2 separate regions of the Mus musculus genome follow, and region 2 is linked to region 1. Evidence: chromatin contacts called from ENCODE Hi-C or POLR2A ChIA-PET data. All regions are on one chromosome and are shown on one strand. The core of a region is the stretch at or near the end of the contact, and the rest is flanking DNA. Distances in the headings are between cores, read along the strand shown. Region 1 overlaps Pitrm1 (pitrilysin metallepetidase 1). Region 2 holds the start of Pfkp (phosphofructokinase, platelet).

Evidence for each region. Hi-C counts contacts between places; a loop is a spot of excess contacts on that map. ChIA-PET counts read pairs that join two places held with the same protein, here RNA polymerase II (POLR2A).
Region 2: POLR2A ChIA-PET joins it to region 1 with 12 read pairs in Patski. The contact joins the promoter of Pfkp here to the enhancer-like site in region 1. A Hi-C loop is called at or near these places in 7 of 37 maps with a recorded cell type or tissue (CH12.LX, Patski, T-helper 1 cell and 3 more). POLR2A ChIA-PET finds 5 or more read pairs at or near these places in 2 of 5 experiments (Patski and embryonic stem cell).

What each region holds. Positions count from the first base shown.
Region 1 is chr13:6,579,283-6,582,750 of GRCm38, reverse strand. Pitrm1 (pitrilysin metallepetidase 1) reads right to left here. Exons shown (of 27, transcript NM_145131.1): 26 at 3,231-3,333; 27 at 2,593-3,101. The coding sequence ends at 3,008. It overlaps Pfkp (phosphofructokinase, platelet), which reads left to right. Exons shown (of 22, transcript NM_019703.4): 21 at 246-348; 22 at 1,159-2,877. The coding sequence ends at 1,291. Among named protein-coding and RNA genes, the nearest start is that of Pitrm1, 33 kb to the right of the region's middle. Within about 2 kb of position 1,952, at least 1 of the 3 ENCODE cell types and tissues checked has a DNase peak (open chromatin) inside an H3K27ac peak, as active enhancers do.
Region 2 is chr13:6,646,883-6,650,350 of GRCm38, reverse strand. It overlaps Pfkp (phosphofructokinase, platelet), which reads left to right and starts at 1,580. Exons shown (of 22, transcript NM_019703.4): 1 at 1,580-1,780. The coding sequence starts at 1,672.

The DNA of each region.
Region 1 (3,468 bases), core at 703-3,202:
AGTTAAAGATCTGAGCAATAGATGGGAAAGTGGGTTTCTCAGGCATAATTCACATCCTGACTGGGCTTTGCAGAGCTAGGACACCTCAGGACTCTGAGGAGTTACAGGTCTTCCCACAATACATAAATTTGTTTTCTGATGGCTTCTCTCCCTTCACTGTCCTGGTCCGCCTACACTTTTATCTGCTTTTCAATATGCTCAATAGTTCTTAGATTTCTTTCTTTTCTCTTTTTTTACTTTCACAGGGAAAAAATTTGTTAGCGATGATTCCATTTGTGTCCTGGGAATTTGCAAGAGAGATCTCCTGTTTCAACCAGTGGCAGAGCTGAAGAAAGTCACTGACTTTGAGTAAGTCAATGCCATGGTATTTATCTGAATCTCATCACTAGGGAGGATGAGAAATAGGAGCTTTGAGGACAGATCACCATCACCAGTACTGTCCTAAGTACTATAAGGAACTCACTATTGAGCTGTCTTAGGTAAACATAGGAGCTTTTCTGAAGCTAGTTAAATACACACAACACACAAGAGAGAGAGAGAGAGACAGAGAGAGACAGAGAACACATGTAGGACAGATTTAAAAAAAAAAAAACAGAAGTAATGGTTTCATCTGACCTATGGAAATTGCTCTATGAACCGGAGTATGGTGGAACAGGCCTACAATCACAGCATCGTTTAGAAGTGTCTTAAATTCAAGGTCAGACTGGACAAGATTGTGAGTCCTTGTTTCAAAACACAAAACATACAAAGGCCTCAGAATAAGCTTGATGGTAGAGCACTTATGTAGTTTGGGCTAGTATTATTGGGCCCTAGGTTTAATCTCTAGTGATATACATACATACACACAGGCATACATACACAGGCACACACATATAGACACTCACACACATACACACATAATACACTGGATATGGCGGTCCATAGCTGTCATCCCAGCAGTTGCTTGACCAGCTGAAAGCTTACTGGTTTAAGGCCACCCTGGGCTACTTGGTCTTGAAATGAAAAACAGTTGCCTTATCCCATATTTATTTAGGTGGCTGCACCAAAGCCCATTTTTCTGGCGAGCCTATTCAGACAGTGGCCAGCAGTATGTAGCAGTCAGAAGTCATCTTCCAGCAGATGTAATAATATTTGACGGCTGACTTGTCTTCCTGACAGGCACAGGATCCCCAAGGAGCAGTGGTGGCTGAAACTGCGGCCCATCATGAAGATCTTGGCCAAGTATGAGGCGAGCTATGACATGTCTGATTCAGGCAAGCTGGAGTCCTTGCAGCACCATGAAGAACTATGAGCCATCTCATCAAGTCTGCCATCACCTGACCTGGAATGTTCTCCAGGGACCATCCTTTTTTGTAACATAGTTATTTATCAGCACTTTATGGAAGCAAGCATTGTTGACGGAGTCAGCAGTAATAATCAGAGAGCACCACTTGCCATCACCACTGATGCAGCAGACCCTAAGACATGAAACCCAGCCTCACGCTATTGATCAGGTGTCAGTTTTCTACTGTATGGGATACTGTCTTGTGCTTTACCATGTGTATGTCTTGTGGGATTAAACATTTGGTTACAACTCCCATGGTACTTGGTTTATTGTTTTAAGTAGGAGTCTGAAACAAGATGATTTTTTTCCATGCCACCAAAGGTTTCCTTCCTCAGCAGTCTTGTGGAGATTAGCAAAGTCTCCACAGATACTCCAGGGACACCAGGGACATGTAGATAGGGGCCCCGCCTACTTCACTACTGCAAGCTAGGCTTATGATCTTTTCCAATCAGATCGCATACAAATGCTAAAAGGACAACTATGAATTAGTGATTCTCAATTCCCCCTTAGTCGTATACAGCACAGCTGCCAAGGCTTAGAAGGAGAAGCTGGTACCGGCCTCTTCTTCAAAAGCAGCCAGGGTGCTGGGTTTTCACCCTCTGGAAGATTTTGACTCACTGTTTAGGGTTAATGATTGGGTCCTTGGCAAAAGCCCATCCACTCCGCCCTCCTCCGCCCCAGACTGATGAGCCGTCTGCAGGCAAAGCATCCCTGCCTCTTGTAAGGAGTCCGTGTGCTCCCACTCTGCCTGAGCGTCCTCTAGCATCCACACAGCAGGGATGAGGAAATGTTTGCAGAGACAGGGATGCCTAAAGGTCACTAGAGCTTGAGGATAAATAAAAGAAACAGACGCTCAGTTTTCTCCCTGTCTCAGTAAACACAGGACAAAAGCCTGAGGTAACAACCACTTAACAAGCACTCATGGATGCTCACTGGGCAGCTCTGCTAAACTCTGCATTTACACTCTCCTTCAGGCCTGTGGTGTGACCACACACACACACACACTCTCTCTCTCTCTCCTCTCTCTCTCCACTCCTTGTATTTATTCTAAACGATCTATTTGTTCTTAGTTTTTATGTGTATGAATGTTTTGCCTACATGCATGTCTGTGCACCAAATGCATGCAGTGGCCATAGAGTCCTGAAGAGGACATCAGATCCCTGGAACCTGCAGTTACAGATGGCTGTGAGCTGCTGCTAGTTGGAAGCTAACAACCCAAACCTGGTCTCTTGCAAGAGCAGCAAGTGCTTTTTTGATTTAGCATTTTATTTTTTTTTTTATTTTTTTGATTTAGATTTTGATTTGATTTAGCCATTTTTCTTAAGTGAAGGTCTAAACATTATTGTCGTAAATTATTGTTTGAAAATAATGAGTAAAACTCAGACAGGTTGGAGTTGGCTTTTATATTTAAAATACATATTCTAGGCTTAGTAATGTTTCAGAGGCTTAATTTGCTCACTGCTGTCATTTAATGCATGATTAATGATTTCTTCATGGTCTCAGAATTTCCTTCAGAGTTTTTGCCAGTCAATAAACACCTTTGGTTGGTTTTTATATGGCTAACTGATTTTCCGAACAAAGAAACTAGTAACTCTTGTGATCATCCGCATTAAATTTAGCTCAGAGGCTCAGCTGTTAAGAGCCTCTGGTTTCTTACACATACTCAAAGATATGTGGCACTCATTATTTTATGATCCATGATGGGTCTTTGGCAATTTTTGAGTTCTCTGGTCCGAGGATAGCCAGGCCGTGTGTGCTCTTCCCGATGCCAAGGTATCTGCAAAGGAGAATGGCACATTGGACTGTTTTCTATGTGAAGCATTTTTAGTGGTCAACAGGAACCCTTCGCCTTCCTGAGTTACCCTTCCCCCAGCCCGACGCAGGAAGCCAGGGCACACATACTCACTTATGGCTCACAGAGGTCAGTTTGTCGTGGTTGACAGCAAAGAGCTGTTCTCGGTATGCCTGCTTCATCTCATCGGAGAGGCCATACAAGAAGTGGTCCATTCCTAAAAGTTAAACCACAGGTATGGCTGGGGAGACGGTTGCATGGGAGGAGCCTCTGTGCTCAAAGGAGAGCAGGGACACTCGGGTCACTTTAGGGTATGCTCTTCAACCAGAAGGTCTGCATGGGCAAGGGAGAT
Region 2 (3,468 bases), core at 331-2,830, 68 kb before region 1:
GCATGATTTAAAATTCCAGATCTTCACCTTGGGCCTTGAGCTACAGAAACCTCTGTGGGCAGTGGTCCATTGAGTCTGACACCCCTCCTTCCAGTGCTTTTGGCTAAGAGCATCTCAAGACAATTTCAAGGCACCCAGTGATACTCTTCTCTTCCCTTTTAGAATGATGCTCAGGGAAAATCCATTATCAAGCTATTAGATCAGATGTTCTCCAGTTTAGTGCTCATCATAAAAATCTAGAGAACCTGTTAAAAATATATATATTTCCTGGCTGTTTTCCCAGAAGTTGGAAGGTGGGGGTTGGGAGGGACCTGAAGGCAGCCAACTTCTGTTGATCATGGGAGTTCAGGAATTGCTCAACTGATTCAAGAAGGCAGAGATCAGATCTCATGCATCCTTGTCTACAGTAGATTGGATCTCCCCCCCCCCCCTAAATGTTTGAAGCTTAAAGGGTAAGTTGGAAGATACAAGTCTGTGCGCCTCCATCTTTTTTCTAGGGTTGTCCTAATAGTAGTAAGACTGTATTGTCTTTGCCTAGGTTGTTACTTTGTTTCCTATATTTCTATGTATTCAACACGTATAATTTGCACAGGAAGGAGGCTCAGTGCTGCCACCCCTTCTGTGAGCTATCCAGTTTGCTTGCTTTTGAGGTCTTATTCTTGGGATGACTGCTGAAGGGGTCTGCGTGCTTTTAGAGATTAAGCTCCAGGACAACTCAGGGATCCCCAGGAGGTGCATCTTCAAAATAAACAAAATCAACCACAGATTGGATACTTTTATTTTATTTTATTTTATTTTATTTTATTTTATTGTTGTTTCTAATAGAACCTTCCGGGTTCTGACTAACAAATCAAGAGCAGGGCTTCCATTAGGTGGAGACTGGAATCTACCAAGCCTTTTTTGTTCCGATTTCTTTTGGATTATCCAGAACTCAGGCCTGCTTCCTGAGGGTGTGTCTACGAATGGCTTTCCCCGACATTCTACTTCCAATCCTTTCTCTACAGTCAGTGACACAACTTGATCTACTCACACATCTTTCCTCAATTTCGAAGGAGAAGTGAAACCTGGAGGATCCTATGGATCCTGGACATTGAACAGAAATGCTGAAGCGCCCTACTGTTCTGACTGTCAGGCCAGGAAAGAGCCCTGCCGGAAGTGAGGCGCGTGCCTCTGCTCTACTGCACAGACCTCTGGGCTCCCTCAACCGCCACCCTAACAGCTAGAGCAGGTGGGGTAATGGGCGCCCCACGAGCCTCTGCGCCCACGTGGTGGGCTGACAGGCTCCGCGCCCACTTGTGGGATCATCCCTGCAGCTGCGCTGCCATTCACTTATGCCACTTATGGGTTTCCTACCCGGCTATAATCCCTCCATCCCCCGCTTGAGAAGGCACCCCAACCCGACTCCACCTCTCAGGGACCACAGCGATGCATCCCTAACAGAACGCGTGTCCATACTATCCTGTCCACCCCTGCAGAGTGCTGGAGTCTTTGACACAACAGGCCCCGCCCTTGCGTGAGTCCCGCCCATCGCCACAGCCCATTGGCGCTCGGGCGGGGCGTGGGCGGCTCCTGCGGGTGCAGGCGGGGCAGCGGTTCCAAGGCTGGCGCGCGTGGGCCAGGGCTTCAGTGCTTGCTGAGTACGGGAGTGTCTGGCGTCTCTACCTCCTCATCATGAGTGACTTGGATTCTTCGAGCTCCAGCGCCTATCCGAAGTACCTGGAGCACCTCTCTGGGGATGGCAAAGCTATCGGTGTCCTGACCAGCGGCGGGGATGCCCAAGGTGCGTGCCTACCAGCTCTCTCGCTGGTCTCCAAGGGCCGGGCAGGGGGCGAGGGCGGCTGGAGAGGGCTGCAGAGGAGGGTAATCGGGTTGGGAACAGAGGGAGAGCTGGGGAGAAACGTTGGGTGACCTGGATCTGGGAGAAAGGATGAGGAAAGGGCTTGGTGAAAATTACCTATGAGAGCCGAGGAGAACCGGTGGCTCAGGAGTAGGGAAAACCCTAATCTAGGAACAACTAGGGTGCCTGAGGAGCGACCATAGAGTTCCATTACGTGGTGAGGGGCAGAAGATAAAGGATATTTGTGTAGGATTCTTCATTCCCAAGATGAACCAGTTTTCCATCCCCAAATTTATTAATTGAGCTAGCCAATGGGGTCGTCTACTGTCTGGGTCATATGAGCCAGGCGTTCTTTCCTGGAATTAGGTACAGGGCGACGATAAGGATGCCACAGCACCGCCCCACCCTAATCCCTGGGACTCGTAGGAAAAACAGCGGGGTACCCACAGCGCCTCCATCCCAGTCCTGCCTCCCAAGCGGTGCTAGCAGCCTTCTCTGCTGCTGCATTGCGGGATGCGCAGCTGGGGGGGGGGGGGCGTGCAGGGGTCTCTCAGGGTGTGGCATTGACTGCCAGGCAATGTCTCTTCCTGCTTGTGACAAAAGTGAAAACTAAAATGGGTCACTAGGCCCTCCGGGGCCAGCCTCCCCAGGACGGGAAAGACCAGGAAGCAGGGACTCCGGGACGTCATCAGCCCTCACTTACCAGCTCCGGGCTTCCCTTTTCTCCCAATGACGGGATTGATTTCAGAGCTGAAGGGACTCGATTTCTGTACGCTTGGATTTGATAAACTGAGAATACTTAAAATGTAAGAGCAATGGGGTGACTGTACCGTGCCCCAGCCTCTAATCCTGGGTACACGTGGGGGCGCTGGGGTTCCCAAACAGTGGGCTTTCCGAGTTCATGCTAATTTCTTGATGAGGACACGCGCTAGAAGCAAGACCTACATTTTCATAGAGTATGTGCCCTCCAAGTCTTGAGGTCTGTGCCGGCTGCAGACAGTTCCTGAGCCAGGTTTTGCTTTTGCTTTTCAGTTCTTTCCTCTACCCTGGATGCATCCAAATGCCATGTTATATTTTCCCTCGTTCTAAGCCAGCTCAATCCGGGAGGTTTAGGGTTGGAGTCCTTGCCTTCCGCCCACCCCACGGATGACCTTCCCTTCGCCCTTGAGCGGGGCGGGGCTGGCGCCAGTGCCGCAGGTTGGGGAGCTGCTTAGGGCACCGCCCCGCCCGGCGTGGGAGCCTACGTGATGCCAGGCCCGTCACCTCCGGTGTGCTCAGATCTAGGTCTCCCACACCGCCTCACTCACGTTAGCGCAGCATCGAGGTGCAGAGCATCAGGCTCACAAACAACCGGAAGCTGGGTCGAAAAAGTGAGGGGGTCCCCAGTGTTCTCCCTCCCATTATCTTAAAGGAACCAATGGCAACGTTAGTCACCATAGGGCACTAGGCCCGCCTTCCTCCCCAGAAAGCAGGGTTGGAGTAATACTAGGATTTTAGTAAGGAGATACTCTGTATAAATGTTTCCTCAGGTAGTAGGGCTGTTTTCCCAGAGATAGAGAATGCTTTGATACACCGGAGGTTGGAAAAATAGCATCCTCACACAGAACCCTGCTAAGGCAAGATAATAAGAC